Linked DNA regions of Homo sapiens: regions 1, 2, 4, 5, 6 and 7 are each linked to region 3. A link is a loop called in an ENCODE intact Hi-C map of the cell type or tissue named here. Cell type or tissue: PC-3. All regions are shown on one strand.

Region 1 (4,000 bases), 81 kb after region 3:
AACCCCGTCTCTACTAAAAATACAAAAAATTAGCCAGGTGTGGTGGTGCACACCTGTAGTCCCAGCTACTTGGGAGGCTGAGGCACGAAAATCACTTGAACCCAGGAGGCAGAGGCTGCAGTAAGCCGAGATCATGCCACTGCATTCCAGCCTGGGCAACAGAGCAAGACTCTGTCTCAAAAAAACTAAATAAACAAACACATTAACATTATATAATAGAGACACATAACAAAGCTGAAAATTATTTAATTAAAAAACTAATACAACTTTTACCAATCTATGGTAAAATGGATTTAAAAAAAGAAAAGTATAAATAAAATCAGGAATTCAAAAAGAAAAAACATTTGAAAACTTAGATAATACATTAAAATGTCTTGAAAAATATCACTTAACACAAATCCCTTCGAGTAAAACATGTTAATAGTTTTCTAACCATTAAAGATACTGGGTCTGCAGTCTAACCACTTGTATTGGCTTCTATGACATTTTCCACTCAAATAGTGCATATTTGGTTATTGAAGGCATATACTCGATTTTTTAAATATAATTACAATTTAACAGAAATTATTCCAATCTATAGAAAACAGAAAAAATACTCAATTCTGTTTCCGAGCTTTGTATAACCTTTATTTTAAAAACTGACAAAAGCAGTACAAAGAAGGAAAATAATAGGCCAGTTTCAATCATGAACATAGATGCTAAAAATTAAACATAGTATAAGCTAAACAAGTCACCCCAACTATTCTCTAATGTACTGAAATGTTCTAATTTCTTGACCCACTGGGTAGGTCATTGTTCCCACTGAGTGGGTACATTGAGTTTTGTAAACCATTATCTTTTAAGCTGAACAAACATATATTTGTTCAAATATATTTTGTGCACCCTTCCATTTATAGGATATATTTCATAATTTTGTTTTTTTGAGACGGAATCTCACTCTGTCGCCCAGGCTGGAGTGCAGTGGCACGATCTCGGCTCACTGCAACCTCTGCCTCCCGGGTTCAAGCAATTCTCTGTCTCAGCCTCCTGAGTAGCTGGGGTTACAGGCAACCACCACCATGCCAAACTAATTTTTGTATTTTTAGTAGAGACGGGGTTTCACCATGTTGGCCAGGCTGGTCTTGAACTCCTGACCTTGTGATCCACTCACCGCGGCCTCCCAAAGTGCTGGGATTACAGGCGTGAGCCACCACGCCCAGCCATATTTCATAATTAAAAAAAAAAAACACTATTCTCTAGAAACACCTGACACATTCATTCACTCTCATTAAACTTATTTGATGTCCATTGACCCTCTCAGAAGTCTGCACTTGGTGCTACACAAAGTGTGATTCAACACCTAGTAGCAGCAGCAGCAGCAACATCACATAGCAACTTGTTAAAAATGAATATTCTGGGCCCCACCACAGACCTACTAAATCCGAATTTCTGGACATCCAACTCAGGAATATGTGTTTCAACAAGCCCACCAGGTTATTTGAAGATTCACTCAAACTTGAGAAACACTGCTCTACATAACAGTGACAAGCAATAGAGGAGTTACAAGCAAGAGCCTGGGACTCGAGCCCAAGAGAACTTGAGCCAGAGGCAACTTTGCGTTCAAAATCACACCACGGCCTTACCTGCAGCACACATTGCACCATGTTGGGTTTTCCTTCTTTGAAGGACCAGCCTCGCCTTGACCAATCTTATTTCACAGTAAGGATGATAATTTTTCAATGACTCATACCTGAACATCTGTGTTAATTATATGGCTATTGTTCTTCAATTATATTACAAGATTTCTTCTCCACAATGGTCACTGTGGAAGCCACCCAGAATAAACTCGCTGCTGTATCTCTGAGTGAACAGGAAATGTGTTCATTCCAAATTATCCAGGAACAAGAACTCTCTTTAATTCACTGACTAATCAACCGTTTGTGGGAATACTCAAACATCCTCCTCCTTCCTGCCACCTCTCTTTTGTCATTTTCACTCCTCCCCAGAACCCTTGTAAATAAAGGAGAAACAATAGACAGTTACTTTCAAATAGGTTCCTCCGGATACCTGCAAATGACTGTGTGGGACTAGAGACCAGAACAGTTGGTCAGAACAAGACATCTTTTAATCATTGATTAAAATGCTCATTTTATAGATAGCTAAATTAAGCCTTAAGAAAGCTGAATAGTCATCAGTGATAGAATTAAAATAAAACATTTCTTTTTATTTTTATCAGATGTATACTTTCACATAATTTGAAAAGACATATCTTTTTTTTTTTTTTTTTTTTTTTTGAGACGGAGTCTCGCTCTGTCACCCAGGCTGGAGTGCAGTGGCATTATCTCCGCTCACTGCAAGCTCCGCCTTCCCGGGTTCACGCTATTCTCCTGCCTCAGCCTCCCGAGTAGCTGGGACTACAGGTGCCGGCAACCACGCCTGGCTAATTTTTTGTATTTTTAGTAGAGACGGGGTTTCACCGTGCTAGCCAGGATGTTCTCAATCTCCTGACCTCGTGATCCGCCCGCCTCCGCCTTCCAAAGTGCTGGGATTACAAGCGTGAGCCACCAAGCCCGGCCCGACATGTCATTTTTTTAAATATGAAAAACAGTAGCCCCCGATCTAGAGGAAACAATTTTCCACTCCTTCAGAGGATTCTTTGGAATTTATCACTATATCTCTAAATAATATGAGCATATTGTATTTCTTGATGTCTCGGTTTTAGTGATTGTCTACTGATTTTCTAGGAGGGAAGGTAAAGCTTTAGCTTTCTTTAACCCTCCCCTCACCCCACAGTAAACACATTCTTTCCGTTACTACCACCACCCCCCTCATTCACTTAATAGAGTTGCATTGAAATTTCAGCTAGATCAACATTCACTGTTTACATTATCATGACTATGTAAATGTCATTCACAGCTGAGACATGTAGTCAACTACAATTAATTCCATTTCCTGCACAAGCTTTTATTGACTGGGAATGGGAGAAAGAAGGACCCAGGTGAGAAGGAACTGCTGTTTGCTTGTTTTTTCTTATTTGCTCATAAGATGAGTAGTATATTTACTTATCATCAATTCAATTCCAAACTCTGTCACATATCTAAAACTCCCATAAACATTGTGAAACACAGTGTCAGATAGTCTGTTAACTTCATCTTCTTAAGAAAATATTTGGCTGGCAAGATGGCTGAATAGGAACAGCTCTGGTCTGTAGCTCCCAGCAAGATCAACACAGAAGGCAGATGATTTCTGCATTTCCAACTGAGGTACACAGCTCATCTCATTGGGACTGGTTAAAGAGTGGGTGCAGCCCACAGAGAGTGAGCTGAAGCAGGGTGGGGCATCACCTCACCCAGGAAGCACAAGGGGTCAGGGAACTCCCTCCCCTAGCCAAGGGAAGCCATGAGGGACTGCACCATGAGGAACAGTACCTTCTGGCCCAGATACTATGCTTTTCCCATAGTCTTCACAACCCGCAGACCAGGAGATTCCCTCAGGTGCCTACACCACCAGGGCCCTGGGTTTCAAGCACAAAACTGGGCAGCTGTTTGGGCAGACACCAAGCTAGCTGCAGTTTTTTTCATACCCCGGTGGTGCTTGGAATGCCAGCGAGACAGAACCATTCGCTCCCCTGGAAAGGGGTCTGAAGTCAGGAAGCCAGGCGGTCTAGCTCAGGGATCCCACCCCAATGGAGACCAGCAAGCTAAGATCCACTGGCTTGAAATTGTTACTGCCAGCACAGCAGTCTGAAGTCAACTTGGGACACTTGAGCTTGGTGTGGGGAGTGGTGTCCACCATTACTGAGGCTTCAGTAGGTAGTTTTCCCTTCACAGTGTACATGAAGACTCCAGGAAGTTCAAACTGGGCGGAGCCCACCACAGCTCAGCAAAGCTGCTGTATCCAGTCTGCCTCTCTAGATTCCTCCTCTCTGGGCAGGGCATCTCTGAAAGAAAGGCAGCAGCCCCAGTCAGGGACTTATAGATAAAACTCCCATCTCCCTGGGACAGAGCACCTGGGGGAAGGG
Region 2 (4,000 bases), 200 kb after region 3:
GTGGGTAGATCGCTTGAGCTCAGGAGTTCGAGACCAGCCTGGCCAACACAGTGAAAACCCCGTCTCTACTAAAAACAGAAAAATTAGCCAGGTGTGGCTGTAATCCCAGGTACTTGGGAGGCTGAGGCACGAGAATCGCTTGAACACAGGAGGCAGAGGTTTGCAGTGAGCCAGGATCGCACCACTGCACTCCAGCCTGGGCAACAGAGCAAGACTCTGTCTCAAAAACAAACAAACAAAAAAAAACAACAAAAAAAGTTCATTCAAGTTGCTGCCAGAATTCAGTTACTTGTGGTTGTAAGACTGAGTTTCCCATTTCCTTGATGGTTATCAGCCAGGAGATGCTCTCCAGCTACTAGAAGTTGCCTATATTCCTAGCCATGTGGCCCCCTTCATCTTTAAAACCAACAACAAAGAATCTCCCTCACATGGAATCCTTCTTACACTTTGAATTTCTTCAGGAAGAACATGGCCCCTGTTAAGGGCTTATCTGATCTAAGGTCAGGTCTACCTAGGATAATGCCACTCTCTTAAAGTCAACTTTGTCATATAACATAATCAAATCATAGGAATTATATACCATCATATTTACATGTCGCTGCCACAACTCAAGGGGAAGGAGATTATGTAAGAGCATAGATCACTGGAAGTCATCTTAGTATTCAACCTGCCATAGCTACAAAGATACACACAAATGTAAAACTTCATTGTTCTTATCTATACTGTTGCTATTAGATCAAGTCTTATTCTAAACTCTCAGTAAGTTCCCCCAAAAAATATAACCTCAAGTTGTTGATGAGGTCAGAATCTGTCAAGGTCCCTGAGCCACTCAGCTGTGATAATCTGGGGACTACATTACAGGTACTAATGAAAACTCAGCAGTAATTCTGGCACTGGGAAAACCTGACATAAACCAGATGCTTGCTCTTAAAAAGGTAGTCAGCTAGAACTAAAAACTGTTTTTCCTTGCTTTTGACTGGAATTATGCCCACAAGTAGCAGTAGCACTGCCAATCTCAGGCAATCTAAATATGAATCTTAACAATAGTTTTACCTTGTAAGAATATTAATTAGCTAATACATAAATACAATTTCACAGGGAAAAAACTTCAAAATATAGGATTCATAAGTGAAATAAAAGTAGAAATACTGTAAACCCCTTCTAAGGCTAAGGCAAAGAAAATACAAGACAAGCCTCAAATATCTTGTGGTGCCAGAAACTAAGGAAGTGCTCAAAACAAACAAAAGGATGACAGCACACAGGATGACAAAAGGGCACAAAGAAGCCAAACTGAAAGTGTTCCCCAACTGCCAAAACTGGAACAATTTGAGCAAAAATAAAAGCAAATAAAATAATGATTGAATTGGATTGGATTATAATTTTTTTTCCTTCATTCCAAGGAATGAAATTTTCATGAGTCTACACTGATATAAATACTTAAAATGAAGAAGGGACAACTCTTCTTTGCAAAAGAATTCCAACTAATAAATGTTGAAAGAATGAGAGACATTAAAAGTCACAATTAGAATTCCACAGAAATCATTGCCACAGGCAAGATCTGATGAACCTTGATGAATGCTAAAATTAGTTGGTGAAAGTTTAAGCAGAAACAGAATGTTTGCATAGAATGAAGCAAAAGAAGGAAAAAAAATTATGAGCCCTTGATTTAGGGTCTTTGAATGCCCCCTGCTGGTCCACAGAGTGAAATTCAATGAAGTTCTGCCAAGCTGGGTTCCTTCCATAGTCCATAAATCAATTGCCCTTCTCTTTTCTTTCCAGTTATATACCTGTTACAACAAGATGGTTTTCCTATTCAAAACCAGGATATTCTGCTCCTACTAATTCATAGTTACTTTCTTCCTCTAAAAATATATCAAAAGGCTCACTAATTACCAAATCTATCTTCCCTCTAACCAGAAGAGTACATCATAAACCCACAGCCACTTCCTGGCTAATCCTCAAGACTTGTCAGGTACAGGTAAACTTTCCAAAGTTCCTCCCACTGACCATCCCTGGGACACCTAGGGACATCACAATAAGGGCAAGCCAGTCGAGTCTGTGAGAAGAAGGACAGATCCAGTAGTGGGAGACAGGGCCTCCTGAAGATGTCGGACATGGAGAGTGTTTAGAGCGCAGTACTACTGAAGGACACCTTGTCTACTGACATCTTGACCTCAGGGTTGAGGCCCAAACAGATAAAAGATAAATGTCTCATATATATATATATATATATATATATATATATATATATCCTCTAAAATTAGTAATTCATTTGGTTCAAGTAAATCAAAAACAGCTCTTCATCAGGAAAAGACTGGGAATTCTTGTGGCATATGATACTAGAGACAAGAGATATAAACTGGCAGTGCCCTGGCTGCATATGGGCCAAACAGATTTTATTTAGCCCATACAATATTTTCAAAGTCTTGAATTGGATGTCAATGTTCTAAAATATGGAGATATCACAGTTAAAAAATCAAAGTTTCTGGTTTCTCTTGGAAAAACAAATCTACGGAGCTGGGCATACAGGGTTTGTTTCTACATGGTAACAAAGCAGCAGAAACTGAAAAGAGGCTGCCCCTTGAGATGGTCCTTGCTCTTCAGTTCCTTCCCCACCACTCATACAAGGCTTGTGGCTAATATCCACTCTGCTTGATCCACAGGTATTAAATATCAAGCCCCTGCAGCAAAAGGGTTTGCCAACATCTGCAGAGTGCAGTACTATTAGTTAATATACTTTTAAAAGCTAGAAGGACCTTGCCCGCCATCTGCATAAGCCTCACTAGTAACATTCATCCCTTCTTTCTAAAAATCACGATAGCTAATTATATCTATTCTGCAAAATTTACATTTACTGCTCTGAATTTTGTTCTTTTACTATTAATATTCTACACCAATAAATCAGAGTCACCCGAAAAGTTTGTTAAAACTTTCTTGCTCAGCCCCACCAGCCAGGGTTTCTGTTTCAGTCATCTGAGATAGGACCTGAGAATTTGCAATTCTATCAGGTTGCCTGGTAATGCTGATGCCACTGATCCACAGACCACACTTTGAGAAGAGCTGCTATTCTCCAACCCAATGTTATTTTAAACATTTCCATGATAATTTTACCCATATCTCTAGAGCAGCAATGTCCAACACAACTTTTTGTGATGATTTAAACATTTCCATGATAATTTTACCCATATCTCTAGAGCAGCAATGTCCAACACAACTTTTTGAGATGATGGATAAATTCTACATAAAATGCTGTCTACATATAGTTATTGGGCATGTGTGATTAAATAACTAGATTTTGAATTTTATTTAATCTTAATTGATTTAAATTTGAATCACTACAAGTGACTAGTTGCTATCATATTGGACAAGGTTGTTCAAAAGACTCTTGAGGAGCCAAACAGAAGAGGGCTGGCAAGAGAAGAAAACTTTTACATGAGCTTAAATAGCAAAACTCGGCCGTGCACATGTCTGTAATCCCAGCACTTTGGGAGGCCAAGGTGGGAGGATTGCTTGAGCTCAAGAATTCAAGACCATCCTGGGCAACATGGCAAAAATTTGTCTCTGCAAAAAAAAAATGCAAAAATCAGCCAGGTGTGGTGGTGTGTGCCTGTAGTCCCAGCTACTCGGGAGGCTGAGATGGGAGGATCAATTGAGCCTAGGAGATCAAGGCTGCAGTGAGTAAAGATTGCGCCACTGCACTCCAGCCTAGGTAACAGAGCAAGACCCTGTCTCAAAAAAATAAAAATAAAATAACAATAAATAGCAAAACTCAGAATTATGCACATAAGATCTGATTTTTTTAATCAAACAGTACTTTTAATATTTTCAATTGTGCCCAGAAGTAACTATGGCATATAAGTTTTTGCAACATAAATGAAACGACAGAGCCTCAACCCAGTTAGTAAGAAAAACAACAAATCATCAAGCTTATTCTTTTTTTTACCTTTTATTCTCCTGGGAATCACAGTTACCCAATCAGGTCCACTGGAGTTGACTGGCA
Region 3 (4,000 bases):
CTTCTCGCTTCATTTCATTCATTTCCTCTTCCATCACGGATACCCTTTCTTCCAGTTGATCGCATCAGCTACTGAGGCTTCTGCATTTGTCACGTAGCTCTCATGCCTTGGTTTTCAGCTCCATCAGGTCCTTAAGGACTTCTCTGCATTGGTTATTCTAGTTATCCATTCATCTATTTTTTTTAAAGTTTTTAATTTCTTTGCCATTGATTCAAACTTCCTCCTGTAGCTCGTAGTAGTTTGATCGTCTGAAGTCTTCTCTCAACTCGTCAAAGTCATTCTCCATCCAGCTTTGTTCCATTGCTGGTGAGGAGCTGCGTTCCTTTGAAGGAGGAGAGGCACTCTGATTTTTAGAGTTTCCAGCTTTTCTGCTCTATTTTTTCCCCATCTTTGTGGTTTTATCTACCTTTGGTCTTTGACAATGGTGATGTGCAGAAGGGTTTTTGGTGTGGATGTCCTTCCTGTTTGTTAGTTTTCCTTCTAACAGACAGGACCCTCAGCTGCAAGTCTGTTGGAGTTTGCTAGAGGTCCACTCCAGACCCTGTTTGCCTGGGTATCAGCAGCAGTGGCTGCAGAACAGCAGATATTGGTGAACCACAAATGCTGCTGCCTGATCGTTCCTCTGGAAGTTTTGTCTCAGAGGAGTACCTGGCCGTGTGAGGTGTCAGTCCGCCCCTACTGGGGGGTGCCTCCCAGTTAGGCTACTTGGGGGTCAGGGACCTGCTTGAGGAGGCAGTCTACCCGTTCTCAGATCTCAAGCTGTGTTCTGGGAGAACCACTACTCTCTTCAAAGCTGTCAGATAGGGACACTTAAGTCTGCAGAGGTTACTGCTGTCTTTTTGTTTGTCTGTGCCCTGCCCCCAGAAGTGGAGCCTACAAAGGCAGGCAGACCTTCTTGAGCTGTGGTGGGCTCCACCCAGTTCGAGTTTCCAGGCCACTTTGTTTACCTAATCAAGTCTCGGCAATGGCAGGCGCCCCTGCCCCAGCCTCGCTGCTGCCTTGCAGTTTGATCTCAGACTGCTGTGCTAGCAATGAGCGAGACTCCGTGGGCGGAGGACCCTCTGAGCCATGTGCGGGATATAATCTCCCGGTGTGCTGTTTTTTAAGCCCATTGGGAAAGCGCAGTATTAGGGTGGGAGTGACCCGATTTTCCAGGTGCCATCTGTCACCCCTTTCTTTGACTAGGAAAGGGAATTCCCTGACCCCTTGCGCTTTCTGGGTGAGGCGATGCCTCACCCTGCTTCAGCTCATGCACAGTGCGCTGCACCCACTGTCCTGCACCCACTGTCTGGCACACCCCAGTGAGATGAACCTGGCACCTCAGTTGGAAATGCAGAAATCACCCGTCTTCTGTGTCGCTCACGTTGGGAGCTGTAGACCAGAGCTGTTCCTATTCAGCCATCTTGGCTCCTCCCAGCAACAAAGACTTTTTAAAGAGGAAAAAGACACTGGCTAACTTATCTAGATTTTAAAAAACTTAAACATTAGTAAATCAATTAAAGCATTACATTTTTTAAAATGCATCATGATTAAAGGATTTATTCCAAAAAATCAAGTTTGGCTTAACATTATCAGAATGTCCAGACAGGGCACGGTGGCTCACGGCTGTAATCTCAGCACTTTGGGAGGCTGAGGCAGGCGGATCACGAGGTCAGGGGTTCAAGACCAGCCTGGTCTTGAAACCCTGTCTCTACTAAAAATACAAAAATTAGCCAGGTGTGATGGCATGCGCCTGTAATCCCAGCTACTCAGGAGGCTGAGGCAGGAGAATCGCTTGAACCTGGGAGGTGGAGGTTGCAGTGAGCAGTGATCACACCACTGCATTCCAGCCTGGGCGACAGAGTGAGACTCTGTCTCAAAAAAAAAAAAGAATGTCCAATGTATCGCACTAAATTATAGATTAAAGGAGAAAAATTATATTATCAAGAAAAAGCAAAATATTAACCAAACACAAAAATCTGTTCATGATTGAAAAGAAGGAAAAAACCTTTCCACAAACTAGGAATAGAATGGACATTCTACAATCTAATAAAGACATCTATGCCTTTATTAGGCATAATGCATAATTAGGCATTAAGAAAACAAAAAGCTTGTGTTTTCTTAATGGCAAAATATTAAATGTTTTCTCCCTAAAATTGGGAACAGGGTAAAAATGTCTGCTTTTATTGTTTTTATTCAACATTATGTTTGGGTTTCAGCTTCCTTGAGCAGGGAGCTTGCTCTTGAGAGAAGTGACTTCAGCTGAGGCATTTCCCGCAGTGTGGACTGAAAGCTGAGGGTTATTTGCTGGCAGTACTCCCAGAACTTGGTAAGAGCTTCACTCCTGAGGGAGAATTTAAGTGCCTCATTACTGTGTCCATTACATATTTTGTTTCTGAATCCTCTACATGACCTGTTAAACACAATTATAAAATGAAAAAAATACCCAGAAACAGTGCTAAGAAAGCCCCTCAATAGAAACTGTGGGCAAATGTCCTTTGTAGCTCATGAAGAAGGTTGTCCCCATCAGAGGGAAAAAAATATGGCTGCTGAGTTTTAGAACATTTATTTAAAGATAGAGTTTTGTCTATTTACTTCTATCAGAAATTATCAGTGTGTCTATGACTCAAACTTCCTCTAAGTTTTTATGTTCATATATTCATATTCTTTGAGTCATTTGTTCAACAGTAAAATCATCTATAAAGTTAGTCTAATCCCAGCAAAATTTCCACCACAGCTTTCTTTTTTGGAACTTTTCAAACTAATCTCAAAGTGTTTGTGGAATAAAAAATTTGCAAAAATAACCAAAAACCTTTTTTAGAAAGAAATATATAAATGGTGTGGGGAAACATGCCTTACCAGGTATCAAAGCATAAAATAATGTTACAGGAATTCAAGAAGTATATATCTGCCCTAAATTTAGCAAAAAGATGAGTGGACCAATATAGAAATTACAAATAAGACTTATGAATATAAGAATTAACATTTTTGACAAGTAGTAAAATGAAGGAATGTTCCATAAATGTTACTAAAATATATCTAATAAATGCATTATTTTCCGACTCTATCAAAATTAAAAGTTCACAAACACTTCACATTTACCTAGAATGGATAACAGTGGATATTGACTATATACATTTACCGGATCACCTAGGCATCCATCAGAGCAACAGAGGGTAGAGGATAAATCCTACAAATATTCAGGGGCCTGTCACATCAATAAATTTTTTAGGGGGCTAGTGGCCTGAAGTATGCCATGATGTTACCTCCGAAGTAGAGGACAGATTCTTGTACTTTGCACCTCCCACCAAGAAGGAATACAACCCTTAATAGACTTGTTCAAGTTCTGGAGATAGTGTATTGCATATCTAAGATATTGGTTCTACCCATTCACTAGGATACATGAAAGGCTTCCAGCTTTGAGTAGGACCTCGAGCAGAGAAAAGCTATGAAATAGGACTAGATTCTGGTACAAGTGGCCCTGCTTTTTAAATTATATAACCAGTAGTCATTATTGCATTAGAGACATCATTAGTGGGGAAAGATGTTGTGCAAAGTTTATGACAAACACTAATGAGAGAGCAAGATTATGCTCCCTGCAGTGGAGAATTACTCAGCTTACAAATGACAGATTCTGCTGTTCCACTGAACTCTAGTAGAGATGAATAGCTTGTTCGTGGGACATTAAGTGGACAAGTGGCCAGAACTACTGATCATGAGCTGTCAGATCCACAAAATCATAAGGTCAGATGGAACCAGAAGCAGGCCATTAAAATGTGCAAGTGCCACATCTGGGATTTAGCATGAACAAAGCCAGAGAGTTCAAAAAGGACACATGAGCAGCTAGCCTAGATCTGCATGTCATTGTCATCCACCACTACTGCACCAACTCATATATGTGGTCACATAGCAATTACCATGTGACTAGCTCACTATGATCATTTTATGTGTCAACTTGACTGGGCCATGGGATGCACAGATATTTGGTCAAAGAGCATTCTGAGTCTTTTCATAAGGATGT
Region 4 (4,000 bases), 220 kb before region 3:
TATTCCATTATCATTCCATTCAGCACACACTTTATGTGCCATCTGTAGACTTGTATAATTGATTGCCACAGGACATAACTATTTTAAAAGACAATTAATTTGATTACCAGCAATGAAGTTTTTATCTATGCAAACTAGGAAAAGACAGTCTGATGAAGAAAGTAATCAAGTTTCCAAAATCAAAATGCAAGATGCACCATTCAGGAGGGTGGAGAGAGGAATTCATCATTTGGGAAAGGCTGGACTGAGAAATACTGCATTTCAGGAATTTCTGGTTTCTACTTCATCCACCAAATGGTAATTCTGCTTCTAGAAACCAGATCTTGGACTACGCTGAATATAAACCTCCACTATATGCATAACCTACTGTTAAAGATTTCATCTACTGATTAAGCCAAGGGAAAAGAAGAGAACATTGCTATTGCTGAGCACCTATCATGCACCAGGTAGTTTGCTAGGTATGTTTTATCTATCCTCTATTTTAATCCTCCCAACCAATTCGATAAGGCTGGTTAAGATGATCACACCTAGATCACACAGCTGGTAAGAGATTGGGGAAGGCTGAATAATAAACCCACTCAAGATATCCATATCATAATCCCTAGAACCTGTTAATGTTACCTTACATGGCAAAAGGAACTTTGTAGATGTGATTAAAATCAGGATTCAAAGATGGCAAGATTACCCTAGTAATCCAGGTGGCCCATAAATGTGATCATGTTATCCTCATGAAGGGGAAATTTTACTACAGAAGAGAAGGCGATACGACCATGGAAGCAGAGGTTGGGGTGATGTAGCCAGGAGCCAAGGGATGTCAGCAACCTTTAGAAGTAGGTGAGTCAAGGAATGGATTCTCCCCTGAAGCCACCAGGAGGAACAAACCCTGCTGACACCTTATTGCCCCTTAAAATGTATTTTGGACTTCTGATCTCCAGAAATAGAGGAAAATAAGTTTGTGTTGCTTTAAGTCACTCAGTTTGTGGTAATTGGTTACAGCAGCAATAGAAATGAATGCTGACAAGAATCCAGAATTCTAACCCAGGTTTACTCAAACCTGAAGTCTGATTTATTTTCAACTGCTTAACACTGCCTGTGGTTTGATTAAAAACCCTGGAATTGGGTACAAAAAGATTCATACCTTGTCCCAATTTGAATATTCCTGAGATTTAGAACTGAATATTAGATTAGTTCACTGAATTGTTGGTCCGATTAAATCATTACAATCATCTCACTTACTAAGAGTGATAGTTATAAACCATTGACTCAAAAGAATCAAAGAAATTCACCATTTAAATGTAGCTAAATTAAAGTCAGTTATTTTGACTCAGATAATGCCATAAAACTTTGGAACTTTGGGCTAAAATATACAGATATTGAACCAAAAGTGTTTTGATGCTTTTCACCTATATTCAGACAGCCATTAATTTTATACACCTAAGCTTATTCTCATCAAGAATCTTACAGACTTGCATATTGACTTTTCTCTGCTAACACACTCATAACAATGTAGAAATCTAAAAACCTGGATTCTGGAGATAGAAGAAGAATGGTTACCATAGGCTGGGAAGGAGTGTAGGAAGGTATGGGGGAGATGGGGATGATTTAATGAGTATAAAAAATAGAAAGAATGAATAATACCTAGTATTTGATAGCATAACAGAGTGACTATAGTCATTAATAATTTAATTGTACATCTTAAAGTAACTAAAAGAGTATAACTAGATTGTTTGTGATACAAAGGATAAAATACTTGACTCATTTTACATGATGTCATTATTACTCATTGCATGCCTGTATCAAAACATCTTATGTATCCCATAAATGTATACACCTACCACAAAAATTACAATTAAATTTTTTTAGAAACTTGGATTCTGTCATCATTGACTTTTCTATCAATTAGCTATTCAATTTTTATCATCACCCATCAATATCTCCAGGCCTCAGTCTCCTCATCTGTAAAATAGGGGAGTGGGCAGAAGCCTGCCAAGCAGATCATCTCTAAGGTTCCTTCCAGCTGTAAGATGGGATGATAGCAGAATTCTCACAGCAAAATTCCTAAGTGGATTTCAAATGTGCTTGTTAATGCAAAGTGCCACTAGAGGTCAGATTAAGTTTGGTAATTCTATCTGATCAGACATGGAGCTGGAGCAAAAGCAAAAGCTATCCTTAGGTTGATACCTTGCTTAGCAGGCCTGCACCTTCCCCCTTCTGAGCTGATGAATGTTGATCCCAGTGTTAGAATAAAATAGGAAAATCTCTGAAACCCGAAATTACATTCATTAATCTGTAATTTGTAATTGGCTGCTACCAGAATGCTTATCTTTCTTTGCTTGCCTGAATGTCGTTAATTAAATGTGTCACCTGAAGCTCTGGTACTTCGTGTTTGCTCATGTTACTGTGTTAATCAATCAGTCGCACAAAATTGGAAGCTGCTGAGAGAGACTGAAAACGTTACCTGCAAACTCTTTGTGCATCTGGGTGTAACTGTATTAAGAACATGTGATTATGTGCGGGGCATCTGACTCACAATACATATTCAAAGCGAAGTATAAAGGAATTAATGAAAAACAGAAAGAAGGAGAGGGGGCACACATTGTCCTCAGGTACGTGCCTTGTCAAAGCTACTGATCAGGACCAGTGTTAGGCACAACTGTGAAACCTGTAGAATTAGATATTTGTAGCTGCCGTTTTCTGTGTAGTTTCCCACCTTCCTTCAGCTCCCCGGCTTTCTCAGCATCCATTTCAAACTCTGCTCTCAAGAGACATCCAAATAATTCAAATGCAGTAAGATATAAAAAACTAATGATGTGATTTTGCTCTCACTTGCATTTTGTCTGAGAACAATGCCTATTAAAGGGTGGAATTCTAGAAGCAGAATTGTAATCATCTGGAAAGCTACTAATGTGGGAACAGAACATTTGCAAAATCATCCCACAGAGCCGACACCATAGGCCAACGGCAAAGGTTAGCCTTGCCTCCCACTAATACACACAGTACGAATTGCTAGTTATTCCCTTTTTTAAAAAACAAGTATTTATTGAGCATTCATTGTACATGAGGTTCCCAAATGCATAGGGTTGCTTCATGAGGACCCAGTGATTTCTCCCTGCATGACATACTAGGAAGCAGTGGAAGCCTCGGCATTATTTCTGTGGCAAGGCCCTGGGGAACAGGGATCCTCCTCCCCTTCCACTATCTCCCCTATATAAAATTAAATGTTTGTGGTAGCGGGCAGGAGTGAGCAATTCTGAGAGCGGTACCAAAAGGATGGATGTTCTGGCCTGACCACCCAGCAGGTGGCCTCAGATTATCCAGATAGTTCTGTGGTATGAGAACAAGGCAATATCTCCTAGTGGCTGTCACTCAAGAAGACCAGATGCCAATCTCAAAACCTCAGGGACCTCTTAATTTCTAAGGTGCTGATGCACTAATATTTGGGTTCACAGACCTGACAATTCTGCCTCCAGCTTCTTCTATATGAGATCACCCATCATGGCTATAGCCTATGTCTATCTTAAAACAGCTGCCACAAATCCTCAATTCCCTTTGATAAGTATATTCTCAGTAAACAGAAATAACACTTTGTATTTACCTAGTACTTGGTACTTTACCGAGTGATACAGAAAATCCTTTCATCTACTCTGTAAAGTTAAATACTATCATCCTATACATTGGCTCATATTTCATACATTTTTAGAGTTGGTAGATCATCTGCTCCACCCTCACCTCCACACTTAACCATCTTGCATTGTCCGATGCAATGTCTGACACTTCCCAAGCAAACCCCTTCCTTTCACAGCACTCAACACCGCCTTTCACAAGCACAACTATTTTATAGATGATGAAACTGAAATCCAAATACATTAGGTGACTCTCCCTAAAGCAGAACATATACAAGTGGAGGATCACAGTCTCAGACTAGTTAAGCAGTTTTCAATTTTCATCGCATTAAACCTCTCATCAGCATTCAACACCTTACTGCTTTCTTGAGCCATGT
Region 5 (4,000 bases), 130 kb before region 3:
AACATGAGGAAAATTGGCAGAATTGGTGATTTTTAGCCTAAAATAGAGAAACCATAGGAATTCCTTGATACCTTGTCTTCAATAGGTACTTGAATAGTTATCACATGGAAAAGAGTTATCACATGGAACAGAAGATCAGGTCAGCAATGCAGAGAACTTACAGGAGATCAGATTTCCACTTGGTGTAAGAGAAAACAAAACAAGGAAAAAATAAATTGAATTCATAAAAACCTGCATATGAATGTTTATAGCAGCTTTATTCATAATTGCTAAAACTTGAAAGCAACCAAAATGCCCTTCAGTAGACAAATGCGTAAATAAATTGTGGTACATCCAAACAATGGAATATTATTTCATGCCATAAAGAAATATTTATCGGTCGCATGCGGTGGCTCACACCTGTAATCCCAGCTCTTTGGGAGGCTGATGGGGGCAGATCATTTGAAGTCAGGAATTTGAGACCAGCCTGGCCAACCTGGTGAAAACCCTGTCTCTACTAAAAATACAAAAATTAGCTGGGTGTGGTGGTACATGCCTGTAATCTCAGCTACCCAGGAGGCTGAGGCAGGAGAATTGCTTGAACCTGTGAGGCGAAGGTTACAGTGAGCTGAGATCATGCCACTGCACTCCAGCCGGGGCGACAGAGCAAAACTCCATCTAAAAATATATATATATATATTTATCAAGTCATAAAAAGCCATGGAGAAAACTTAAATCCATATTTTTAACTGAAAGAACTCAATCTGAAAAGGTTATGTACTGCATAATCCCAACTATATGTATGGATTTCTGGAAAAGACAAAACAATAGAGACAGTAAAAGGATCGGTGGTTGCCAGGAGTTTCGGGAGAGGGAGGAATGAATAGGTGTAGCATAGAGGATTTTGAGGGCAGTGAAACTGTTCTGTATAATACCATAAAGGTAGATTCATGTCACTATATATATACATTTGTCAAAACTCTTAAGATATACAGCACAAAGAGTGAAGCCTAAAGGAAATTATGGCCTTTGGTTGATAATGATATGTTGATGTTGGTTCATTGACTGTACCATATGTACCACTCTGGTGTGGGATGATGATATTGGGGGTAGCTATGTGTGTGTTAGGGGAAGAGTACATGGGAGATCTCTGTATTTTCCACTCAGATTTGCTGTGACCCAAAACTTCTCTAAAAATAATAGTCTACTAGTTAAAAATAAATAAATAAATAACAAAAAAGACATTGAACTCCTTTGTGAGGTAGCAATCTGCCCATCACTGTAAATAAAGGCTGAGAGAATGGCTGTCAAGAATACTACAGAAGGAATACCTGAATTATAGAGAAATTGTATGTCTAACCTCTACATTTTCTCCCACCTCTTAAGTTCCTATCATTTATTCATTCAACAAATACACTTTCTAGTTATTTTTAAGCGTGAGATATTTGTACCTCTGGGAATATGTGATGGTAGACCAGTAGATACCCAAAGCCACAGAGTATGCAGGGTGTATCTTCCAAGAGCATTGATTTTTTTAGATTTTTAAGCTAAAGCTTATTTTATTCACAGAAATTCCATTATTTATAAGCACCTTAGAAACAAACAGATGTTATGATTAATTTCCTTTTTCTGTTTCCCTCTTTGAAGTACATTATGGTCACACAGTATGTGCAGAGAGAAAGTAAAACAATTTACTTCTATTGTAGAAAAAAATTAATACATTTTTTGTGCTGATATGAACAGCAAAACTAAAGAAAGAAAAAGAGAGAAGCCAGACAGAATGAGCATGTTAATGAGAGAAATGTTAAATATGTAAAGATAATTGAATACAACTTGAAATCATGCAATGTCATAAAAGCATTCCTATTGCTACCTTCACATTACCAATAAACTGAAATTAGTCATATAACTCTGTTCTCTGCATGTCAGCGCACTTCATTCAAGCATGAAGACAAACTCACTGACAACCTAGAAAAATCAACATCCTTGACGTGTCTTTACACTGTTACAGGTATATGTTGCCTCAAACATCCTCATTCAATCAACAAAGTAATTGCTCTCCCTTCTAAGCTCCCACCCACTAAATTACTCTGAGAAATGCTTTTCAAACCACTCCCAGAGGACCATCACATTTTTCTTGGGAAGGAATTAGGAAACTTACTACTCTGCTTACAAAGCCAGTGGTTTTGGTGCTGGGGTCTGGTTTACAACCCTGGCTGGGAGACTGGCCTCAGGGAAGAGGGTATCCCAGCCCAGGGCTCAAGGACTAACTCATTAGGAGCCCTCCTTCCAGAAGGCGCTGTTCATTTACACCAACAGGTGTATGTATACCTGTTGTTTATGTCCATTTACAAAATTCTCCTAAAGCAATTTAATAGTGAAAGAAAACCTGGCACATCAAAAACCGGACTCCGTATTTACAAGATTCTATAGAAAGGTAAGTACACAAGATCTAGAGAATGCACTGGGCGTCTCCTTCCTGTGAATATTTGAAGTTTACATTTTTATTTTATTTAAGTTATGGAGGATATGTATTTGTTTTCTCTCAGTGCCATAAAAATAGTTTATCTACAAGAAATCTTACAAAAGTCAGGTCAGGACTCCTGCCTAATGAATAAAAACCAGATGTCAAGGAAACTTCTACCATAGGACTTTTGCTTCTATGCTTCTAATAATGGTGCAGAACTATGACTGCACCAATATTTTGTTGTTGATGGGTTTGATTTTGGTTTTGGGGTTTTGGTTTTTAGAATGGGGAAGTTTCAATCAGGAAAAGTAAGGCTAGAAGTAAGGTTTGTCTAGAGATTGGCCAGACACAGCGAGGAAACAAACTTGAGATTTACTGCAAGAACAAAATGCTTATCATACAAAAAGGGCTCCTGGAAAAGATGTGATGGATGTCATCGGGGTGCTTCCTCTTTCACTGAGAAATCAGGAGGCGCTCGAGTCTTGAAGATTAGACACACACAGGGGACCAAGCCCTCGAGCTCAATACCTGTAATCCCTGTAAATCTAAGAAGCAAGGAAACTGATGGTGTCTTTGGTTCTTTGCCTGTTTAGGGGGTCTCAGCAACTCCCTAGTAGAAGGCAGGATTTTCCTGTTACATGGCAGTGGTAAGATCAGGGCAATCAATAAACATCAGATACACAATAGATTACCTGGGTTTCTAGGTGTCAGAAGTAGCTGGTTTTCAGAGAGCTGCCAAATACTTTTTCATTCAGTTTTTCATTCTTTCAACAAATATTGTTGAATGTGCCTGGCACTATCCTTTCTAGTTATACAGCAATAAACAAGCCCTTTTCCTTCAAGAAGCTTACATTCTAATGGGGAAAATGAGGGAGGAGAAGGAAAAAGAAGGAACAACCAGTAGCTGCTGACCAGAGGTCCCAAGGTAGACCACCACAAAGTGCTTTTCAGTCCAGCATCCTACTATCCTCCATCCTCCCTATCTCGTAAAGCCTATGTAATTGGTGGAAGGCTCTAACTGGGTTTTCGAGACAAAAGGCTATTTTCCAGCAGCAGCCCAGAATTCGGATTACCATTTAGGAGCACTTCTATGGAACGTCAATATTAATTTCTGAGCTTGCAGGGTTGTCTTTCTACTCATCTCCATTTCCCAGGTTCCTATGAGTAGCAGTGAACATAGCGGAAATTGTACGAGCTTTAGAGCCACACCCACTGAGGAAGTTGGAAATTAGGTGACCCTGAATACGTTACTTAGTCTAAGTTTAGTCATATGTAAAATGTGGAAAATACCTAACTCATTATCTGATTATAAAATGAAATGATGTACAGAAGGTCTCTACTAGAGTGTCTGGCACATGGCAAGTGCTTTTGACATATACCTATTATTATTATTATTATTATTATAGGAGTTGTCATTTCCTCCTTAACAACTTGCCAAATTCCTTGCCAAACAATACCAAGAGATGAATGTATGGCTGTGCTAGCCCCAGGGAAGTGAGGAGTTATGAAAACCACCCTGCAGGGGCCTTCAGAATCCATGTGGCTGGGTGTACT
Region 6 (4,000 bases), 140 kb after region 3:
CTTCCCGAGTAGCTGGGATTACAGGCATTTGCCACCACGCCAGGCTAATTTTGTATTTTTAGTAGAGACAGGGTTTCTCTATGTTGCTCAGGCTGGTCTTGAACTCCTGACCTCAGGTGATCTGCCTGCCTCAGCCTCCCAAAGTGCTGGGATTACAGGCCTGAGACATAAGGAAGGACTTCAAAAGCAGCACCTATAAATGTGGCTCAAAGAATTAAATGATATATGTTCAAAGAATCAAAGTACTGGTTTAATGAGTGAAAAGATAGAAAATCTCAGCACAGAAATGAAATCTATAAAAAAGAGCTGTATAGAAATACTGAAACTGAAAAGTTCAATGACAAAAAGAAATCACAGTAGATCAGAGATGGTAGAAGAAAGGCAGTGAAGTTGAACACAGGAAAACAGGCCAATAGAAAATATTCAGGCTAATGGATGGAGAGAAAATAGATTCAAGAAAAATAAACAGATCCTCAGAGACCTTCAGGACAATAGACAATGGTATAAATAAGTATAATTAGAGACCCAGAAGAAGAAAATGAAAATGGGGCAAAATAATTTTTTAAGAAGTGATAAAAAGGCAAGCCACTGACTGGGAGAAATTCTTATAATACATATATCTGAAATACATTTATATCTAGAATATATATTTTAAAAAACTGTTACAACTCAATAAGGGGCTAATTATTTTAACAGACAAAAGCTTGAACAGATGCTTCACTAACAAGATATATGAATGGTAAGTAAGCACAAGAAGAGATGCTCAACGTCATTAGTCACCCCGGAAATTAAATCTATAAGATAATACTACACATGCATTAGAAGGGCTACTATTAAAAAGACTGGCAATACCAAGTTTGAGGGAAGATTGAGAAATCTCTCCCGCATTGCTATTAGAAGAGAAAAATGACACAACCACTTTAAAACAGAGTTTGGCCATTTCTTTTAAGGCTAAACATACACTTATATGAACCAGGTACTTCACTCCTAAGAATTTAAAATTAAATGAGAACATATGTCCACACAAATACTGTTCATATCAACTTTATTCAATAATAGTCCCAAACTGGAAACAATCGAAATGCCCACTAATATGTGAATGGTTAACAAATTGTGTTATTAGTGCAATGGAATTCTACTCAGCAATAGAAATATACTTTAGTGATCAATGCACCAATGTGGATTAATCTCAAAAATATCATGCAGAGGCCGGGCGCGGTAGCTCATGCCTGTAATCCCAGCACTTTGGGAGGCCAAGGCAGGTGGATCACGAGGTCAGGAGATAGAGACCATCCTAGCTAACAGGGTGAAACCCGTCTCTACTAAAAATACAAAAAAAAAAAAAAATTAGGCAGGCATGGTGGCCGGCGCCTGCAGTCCCAGCTACTCGGGAGGCTGAGGCAGAAAAATGGCGTGAACCCGGGACGCGGAGCTTGCTGTGAGCCGAGATCGCGCCACTGAACTCCAGCCTGGGCGACAGAGCGAGACTCCGTCTCAAAAAAAAAAAAAAAAAAAAAAATCATGCTGAGTGAAAGAAACCCAGAAAATAAGAAAATAGTACAGACTGTATGATTCTATTTATACGACGTTTTTGAAGAGGCAAAAACTAATCTACAATAATATAATAGAAATCAGATCAATAGCTGTGTGGAAGGAGAGATTGACTGCAAAGGGGCATGAAGGAAATTTCTGGGATGTCAAAAATGTTCTGTATCTTGACTGGGTGGTGGTTACATAGGTGTATACATTTGTTAAACTGTACACTTAAAATTTATGCATTAATTACACCTCGCAAAGTTGATTTTTAAAAGAACACTTGCATAACCCTTTAAATTAGGAGCCTTATTATCTTCATCATAATTCTTTAATGAGTCATTCAGCAATAAATTTTATAAGGAACAAGTTATTTATGAATCACACAAAGGCACCCCAAATGAATGTCTAATCATTCATTCATTTCTGTGTGCACGACTGGAGAAATAGATGCCGGTTAAACTAATAAAGCCCCTGCCCGTCATCTGTGATCCTAGGCTGCAGAAGAAACTGTAATGTAAGTTCTCATCTTGGTTCCAAGAGCTCTCGGCAACTATTTCTTGACCAGTCTCTGAAGTGAGTGTGTCTATTTATTTTAAACAAGTTGTACCATCTGAAATCGTGGCTGCTGCAGAGCTAAGGGGTTCTTTCCCTACAGCAGGGTTCCCCAACTCCAGCGCCATGAACCGGTACCAGCGATGGGCGAGCCAGCATTACCGCCTGACCTCTGCCTCCTGTCAGATCAGCCTCTGGCATTAGATTCTCACAGAACCGTGAACCCTATTGTGAACTGTGCATGCAAGGAATCTAGGTTGTGTCCTCCTTATGTGAATCTAATGCCTGATGATCTGAGGTGGAACAGTTTCATCCTGAAATCATCCACCCACCCACAGCCCATCCATGGAAAAACTGTCTTCCATGAAACTGGTCCCTGGGCCAAAAAGGTTGGAGACCGCTGCCCTACAAAATATGCCCCCCTCTCACAGTAGAGGTAAATGGCTAGAGTCTGGCAACACAGTAAGCTGATGCTACTACTGGTCAGATATGCTGTCCTAATCACCTTCTCCTGCTCCAGGACCCTTTTATAGATTCTTTTGAAAACACTGGCAATAGGGAAGCTACACTTTCCTTTCCTTGAAATTTTCCAGGCCGGGCACGGTGGCTCATGCCTGTAATCCCAGCACTTTGGGAGGCCAAGGCAGGTGGATCACGAGGTCAGGAGTTCAAGATCAGCCTGGCCAACTTGATGAAACACCATCTCTACTAAAAACTACAAAAATTAGCCGGGCATGGTGGCATGCACGTGTGGTTCCGGCTACTAGGGAGGCTGAGGCAGAAGAATTGCTTGAACCCAGGATGTGGAGGTTGCAGTGAGCCGCGATCATGTCACTGCACTCCAGCCTGAGTGACAGGGCGAGACGCCGTCTCAAAAAAAAAAAAAAAAAGAAAAAGAAAAAAAGAAATTTTCCCATCTGGAATGGGGAAGTGCTGGACAAAAGTGAGATATCATAAACTAAAGACACTGCTAGCCTGTGTAATGACCACACATCCTAAGACCAGTGCCCCCATTTATTGGAAAACCTCTCTTGCTGATTTGGAGCCTTAATTAAAATAGCAGGAAATGCATAAAATTGCACTATAAGCTCAAACCCTGTGTTATATATTGTATTAACTTTCTATTGCTGTGTAACAAATTACCCCTAAATTTAGCAGCTCAGAACACCACCCATGTGTTATCTCACAGTTCAGCAGGTCAGAGTCTGGGCGGGGTTGGCTTGACTCTGCATGAAGTAACACAACGCCAAACTCAAGGTGTCAGCAGGGCTGGGCTCTTATCTGGAGGCTCTGAGCAAGAATCTGCTTCTAAGCTTAATCAGGTTGTTGGCAGAAGTCAATTCCCTGTGGATGTAGGCCTGAGATTCCATTTTCTGTTTGGATATTTACAAAATACCTGTATTCCTTGGCTCATTGCCCCCTTGCTCCATCCTCAAAGCCAGTAATTGTGGGTTGAGTCCTTCTCAGGCTTGGAATCTCTAAGATTTCCTCTTCTGCCTCCAGCCAAAGAAAACACTCCGCTTTTAAAGGGCCCGTGTGATTAGATGAGTAGTTTCCCTATCTTAAGGTCAGCTGGTTAATAATTACTTTATTTACCTTTGCAAAATCACTTTTGCAATGTAACCTAACAGAATCACAGGAGTAACATCTGAGGCAAAGATAGCCCTAGGACCATCTTAGAATTCTGCCTACGATTCCAATGCTAGATTCTATCCAGCACCACTCACCTTCTTCGTGTCCTCAAAAATACCACTCACCCAGACATTTTAAAGTTGTATTTAAAAAGTAAATGCTGCAGTGGCACACACCTGTAATCTCAGCACTTTGGGAGGCTGAAAAGGGAGCATTGGTTGAGGCCAGGAGTCTGGCCTGGGCAATATAGTGAGACCCCCATCTTTACAACAAGAATAAA
Region 7 (4,000 bases), 170 kb before region 3:
TCAACTTGAGAATACATTTTCAAGAACAATATTTTAAAAAAGCAACGACTTGTAGTATATTTTGAATTTTGAATAATATATAGCTACCAGCTTTCAATTATAAATCAATGGAAATTTTATATTTCTCATTTATTTAACACCAGAGAGAAAAGCACTTCCACATGATTAGATAAAAACCCAGTTTTTGTGCTATCAGCATAAAATGACCTTCATGTTTTTCTCCCTTTTTCAGTTCTTCTGTTATATAAAGGAAAGATTTCAACAGAAACTTATGAAAGAAGACAGATCAAAAAAAATCCCTTATTTGGAAGTTAATGTGTGATGCCAGTTCTGAGCGACTACAATGGCTTTTAAAATAACTTGCATAAGCCCAGAAGTCTATGTAACAACTTTATGAAATGATCCGGGGTAAGATAAAAGAAGCATTCAATCAAAATCTAAGAATAAAGCCAAGGTTAAATTAAGCTGTGTTTACCAGAAGTTATGAATTAATGACAAAGGTATACAATTTTATATTTAAAAGTATATATATTACTTTAAATATTTTCTTTTAAAAAAGCTTTGTTACATTGTTTGTGTTTAAATAAAGAAACTTTTTATGAAAAGAATTTAAAAGTAAGAAAATACATTAATATCAGTTTACTGAAGATTATGCCTAGTTCCAGAATGTAGTCAAGGTACCTCATCACTATCCAATAGGAGCCTAACTAGTTAAATTAAAAAGTGATTTAACCTCCTTAAAATAGGCTCTGCAAATAGAAATGCTAAACAATAATTTCAAATAACACAGCCCCTTTTAGTATTTTTAACTAGTAGTCAGAGCTGGCTAAGAAAAAGGCATACTCAGCTAACACCTGCAGCATTGGATGAGAAAATTCTATCTCATCTCAATGCTGAGGTGGACAGGTATTTGTGGAAAGTCACTGGTGAGCAGTGTAGCTCTTCACAAACATGGGCTTTTGTCTTCTTCATACTCACATATTGACTCATGGATTTTCATGTTTTTCACTCTCTTTCTCACAGTTTTACCTCTTCTCCATTCAGTCCAAACCAGCCTCTACGAATCAGCCCACCATAGTCTAGGTACCAGCCTCAGTTCTACTTACACTGTTGCTGAGACAGAGCCTAAGAGGGAACTCAGTTGGCAATGGTTGCCAAGCCAACTCCAGCAGCTACTCGGGCAAGAATTAATAGTGAAGTCTAAGCCCATGAAACCCAGGTGGGCAAAAGGTCAGGTGCAATCCTACATGATAGAAGAAGAGAGCTAAGTTTGAAGAGTTGGGGGGTAGATTTCAATATGGCCAGAGATAAGATCCAATCCTAGCAACAGTCTACTACATTTAGAGGGATGGTGACTGGGGAAAGGGTAAAAAGCAACTGGCATCCTCAAGGACTACCATCAGACTTTATTTATTATTACAAACGAATGCCTCCAGTCATGATGGACCAATGCAGGCATCAGGTTATCTGAAGTGATGCCAAAGTGTTCTTATGCTATTGCCCACATTCTATTCTTCTAAGTAGGATATATCCATAAATAACCTCTTCTGAAGAGTTATAGAACTGTCACATTGAGAAAAATACCTGGAGGTCATAATAAGAAAGATATAATTGAATCTTTGTCTTTTGTGAGTAAACATCCTGATATGGTGAACTGGAAATGATTAATGCTTTTCTTCTTTCCTTGCCAAAAGACAGCCATTTGCTTAATTGAATAGAAATAGAAAAGCCTTTTTTCCATAAATGGAATGGAACTCAACTGGCTTTCATAGGCAGAAAAAAATGAAGCTCTCATTAGATTATTTATGGAAGTAATCCAGCTTTGGAATAATAACACTCTCCTAGTGGTTTTCCATGGAACTATGGCAATAGGTAGTTACATGCAAATCAAAGCTGGTTCAAGTGAATCCTCTGAAACAGGACTCCATAGATACCACAGAAATATGAGGATGTAACAAAAGGTGAATATATACAAGTAAAAACAAGGTGACATAAAACAAAGCAATGGAAAGGTTTTGATGGGAGAAGTAGATGCAAAAAGAAGATTTCTCATTTATTTTTTGGTAGAATATGGAAACCCTAAGTCTGACTATTCTGTTATGAAGCTAGTAGCCTCTGTGCTGTCTTTCAGCCCTGCCTGCTTCCCTTTGTGGTCGTGTTTTGTTTTTACATCCATGAGAATCTAATTCAAATAGACTTCTTGCACGCAACCCTTGTTTATTTAGATTATTTTAAAATCTCTGTCAAAGGAATGAGTAATTGAATTAATGTGTAACGTGAATACTATTTACCCTTTTTCCACCTTCTGCCTTCTGTCAGCTTAATGTCCTCCCATTCATTTTTTGCTTTCCAGAAGTTGAGGGAAATACCAATCATATGTGGGGAATTCTATTTTGGTACATAATAAGGGAATTTTCTTGATTGTTCATGTTCTGTGCACTCTAGGTTTTTTGGTGCTTTTTGTATCTTCCATAATCATTGAAAACTCCCCCAAAAAGCATAGGTTATTTTACTGTTACATTTATTAATAAAATCCAACAAACTTTTCTTTATAAATCCATTTTTTTTCTATCTTGTGTGAGTCTGGAAGCCACAATAATGTCAATATTGTCTTAACATTAAATCTTAGTCAAAGAGGACCGTGGCTCATTTTTTATGTATGCATATTTGATATGGCTTTGTTGTTTTGGTAAACAATTCAAACAGTACAGAAAAATACAAAAGGAACATAATTGTCACCTGAAGTTCAGCCCTCAGATGTTTCCAATGTTAGCATTTCTCTGAACATATGCCCCAATGTATCTCCGTGCCTACAGACACATATGGAAATGAATATACAATTTTATATTAAGGGGATCTTTCTATTCAGACTGTTTGAAGCATGGTTTTTTCACTCGACCATATCTTGGACATGTGATTCCATGCTTATAAAATCAGAACTCCAGCCAGGCGCAGTGGCTCACATTGTAATCCTAGCACTTTGGGAGGCTGAGGTGGGCGAATCACGAGGTCAAGAGATCGAGGCCATCCTTGCCAACATGGTGAAATCCCATCTCTACTAAAGATACAAAAATTAGCTGGGCATCGTGGCAGGCACCTGTAGTCCCAGCTACTTGGGAGACTGAGGCAGGAGAATCACTTGAACCTGGAAGGTGGAGGTTGCAGTGAGCCGAGATCACGCCGCTGCACTCCAGCCTGGGCGACAGAGTGAGACTCCGTCTCTAAAATTATAATATAATATAATATAATATAATATAATATAATATAATATAATATAATATAATCCTCGCAGCTTGCAAGGCTGAGTGTAATCTGGCCGTGTCCACTTTTCATATAGCATTGGCGACTTCTCCCACCTTAGTCATCTCACTGGCCTCCTTGTCATTCCTCAAGCAAACAAAGCTTATTCCTACCTGATGGCCTTTATATTTCTGCTTCCTTCCTCCTGGAATGCTTTTCTTTCCATTTTTTCTTTGAGAGACCACCTCATGCTTGACGTTTAGATCCCAGCTGAAATGTCCTCTATTCAGAGATCTCCCACGATGACTTTATCTGAAGGGGCTACTCAGTCCCTCTACATTTAATTACCCTGAGTTATTTTCATAATAATGTTATCTCTGTCTGAAGTTATTTGATTAAGTTGTCAAATGACTGGGACATTTTTAATTGAATCATCTTAACAATAAGGAGGTTAATAAACAAACCAACTGTACTTCAAGCAAATCAAGACATTATCAGAAGCCAAGACTCAAAGAACAATGGGCATGACTTTAGAATAACTTAGGGATCCTTGACTTACATCTACAAACATAAAAGAACAACTGGAATGTCATCTAGAGCATACCAAGAATTCTCACAGTTATTGTTTATAAGTTAAAGAGTTTAAACCATCCTGGTATAGATTTCTTTATTATAATATTTATAAACTGCAAGACAGTTGTCAAAATCTAAATTTTAGGTTACATAAGCTTCCAATAAGTAAAATTATCTTTATGTTGTA

What was found. Peaks named below come from ENCODE experiments on the same cell type or tissue, not always from the same donor. Only the 100,000 strongest peaks of a DNase experiment are listed, where the experiment ranks them.
Region 1: a loop joins it to region 3, with 10 times the contacts of the local background. A loop is called at or near these places in 2 of 110 quality-filtered maps.
Region 2: it touches region 3 in a loop (5-fold over the local background); 4 of 110 quality-filtered maps call a loop at or near these places.
Region 4: a loop joins it to region 3, with 6 times the contacts of the local background. A loop is called at or near these places in 10 of 110 quality-filtered maps.
Region 5: a loop joins it to region 3, with 2.6 times the contacts of the local background. A loop is called at or near these places in 4 of 110 quality-filtered maps.
Region 6: it touches region 3 in a loop (3-fold over the local background); 3 of 110 quality-filtered maps call a loop at or near these places.
Region 7: a loop joins it to region 3, with 4 times the contacts of the local background. A loop is called at or near these places in 2 of 110 quality-filtered maps.

Annotation. Positions count from the first base shown.
Region 1 is chr3:101,924,649-101,928,648 of GRCh38, reverse strand. No RefSeq gene overlaps it. Among named protein-coding and RNA genes, the nearest start is that of RDUR, 14 kb to the left of the region's middle. In PC-3, no CTCF peak of the experiment used is centred here; a DNase peak (open chromatin) is centred at 1,938; H3K4me3 peaks cover 1,145 bases; H3K27ac peaks cover 4,000 bases.
Region 2 is chr3:101,807,070-101,811,069 of GRCh38, reverse strand. NXPE3 (neurexophilin and PC-esterase domain family member 3) reads right to left here. Exons shown (of 8, transcript NM_145037.4): 6 at 3,944-4,000. Among named protein-coding and RNA genes, the nearest start is that of NXPE3, 30 kb to the right of the region's middle. In PC-3, a CTCF peak has its summit at 1,679 (motif pointing left); DNase peaks (open chromatin) are centred at 1,249 and 1,679; H3K27ac peaks cover 1,387 bases.
Region 3 is chr3:102,005,620-102,009,619 of GRCh38, reverse strand. No RefSeq gene overlaps it. Among named protein-coding and RNA genes, the nearest start is that of RDUR, 67 kb to the right of the region's middle. In PC-3, no CTCF peak of the experiment used is centred here; DNase peaks (open chromatin) are centred at 2,289 and 2,599; H3K4me3 peaks cover 671 bases; H3K27ac peaks cover 2,116 bases.
Region 4 is chr3:102,223,701-102,227,700 of GRCh38, reverse strand. No RefSeq gene overlaps it. Among named protein-coding and RNA genes, the nearest start is that of ZPLD1, 210 kb to the left of the region's middle. In PC-3, CTCF peaks have their summits at 2,091 (motif pointing right), 3,095 and 3,295 (motif pointing right); DNase peaks (open chromatin) are centred at 2,100 and 3,310; H3K27ac peaks cover 3,386 bases.
Region 5 is chr3:102,134,318-102,138,317 of GRCh38, reverse strand. No RefSeq gene overlaps it. Among named protein-coding and RNA genes, the nearest start is that of RDUR, 200 kb to the right of the region's middle. In PC-3, no CTCF peak of the experiment used is centred here; a DNase peak (open chromatin) is centred at 1,947; H3K4me3 peaks cover 667 bases; H3K27ac peaks cover 2,746 bases.
Region 6 is chr3:101,868,278-101,872,277 of GRCh38, reverse strand. No RefSeq gene overlaps it. Among named protein-coding and RNA genes, the nearest start is that of NFKBIZ, 21 kb to the right of the region's middle. In PC-3, no CTCF peak of the experiment used is centred here; a DNase peak (open chromatin) is centred at 1,977; H3K27ac peaks cover 2,188 bases.
Region 7 is chr3:102,172,787-102,176,786 of GRCh38, reverse strand. No RefSeq gene overlaps it. Among named protein-coding and RNA genes, the nearest start is that of RDUR, 230 kb to the right of the region's middle. In PC-3, no CTCF peak of the experiment used is centred here; a DNase peak (open chromatin) is centred at 2,286; H3K4me3 peaks cover 291 bases; H3K27ac peaks cover 3,866 bases.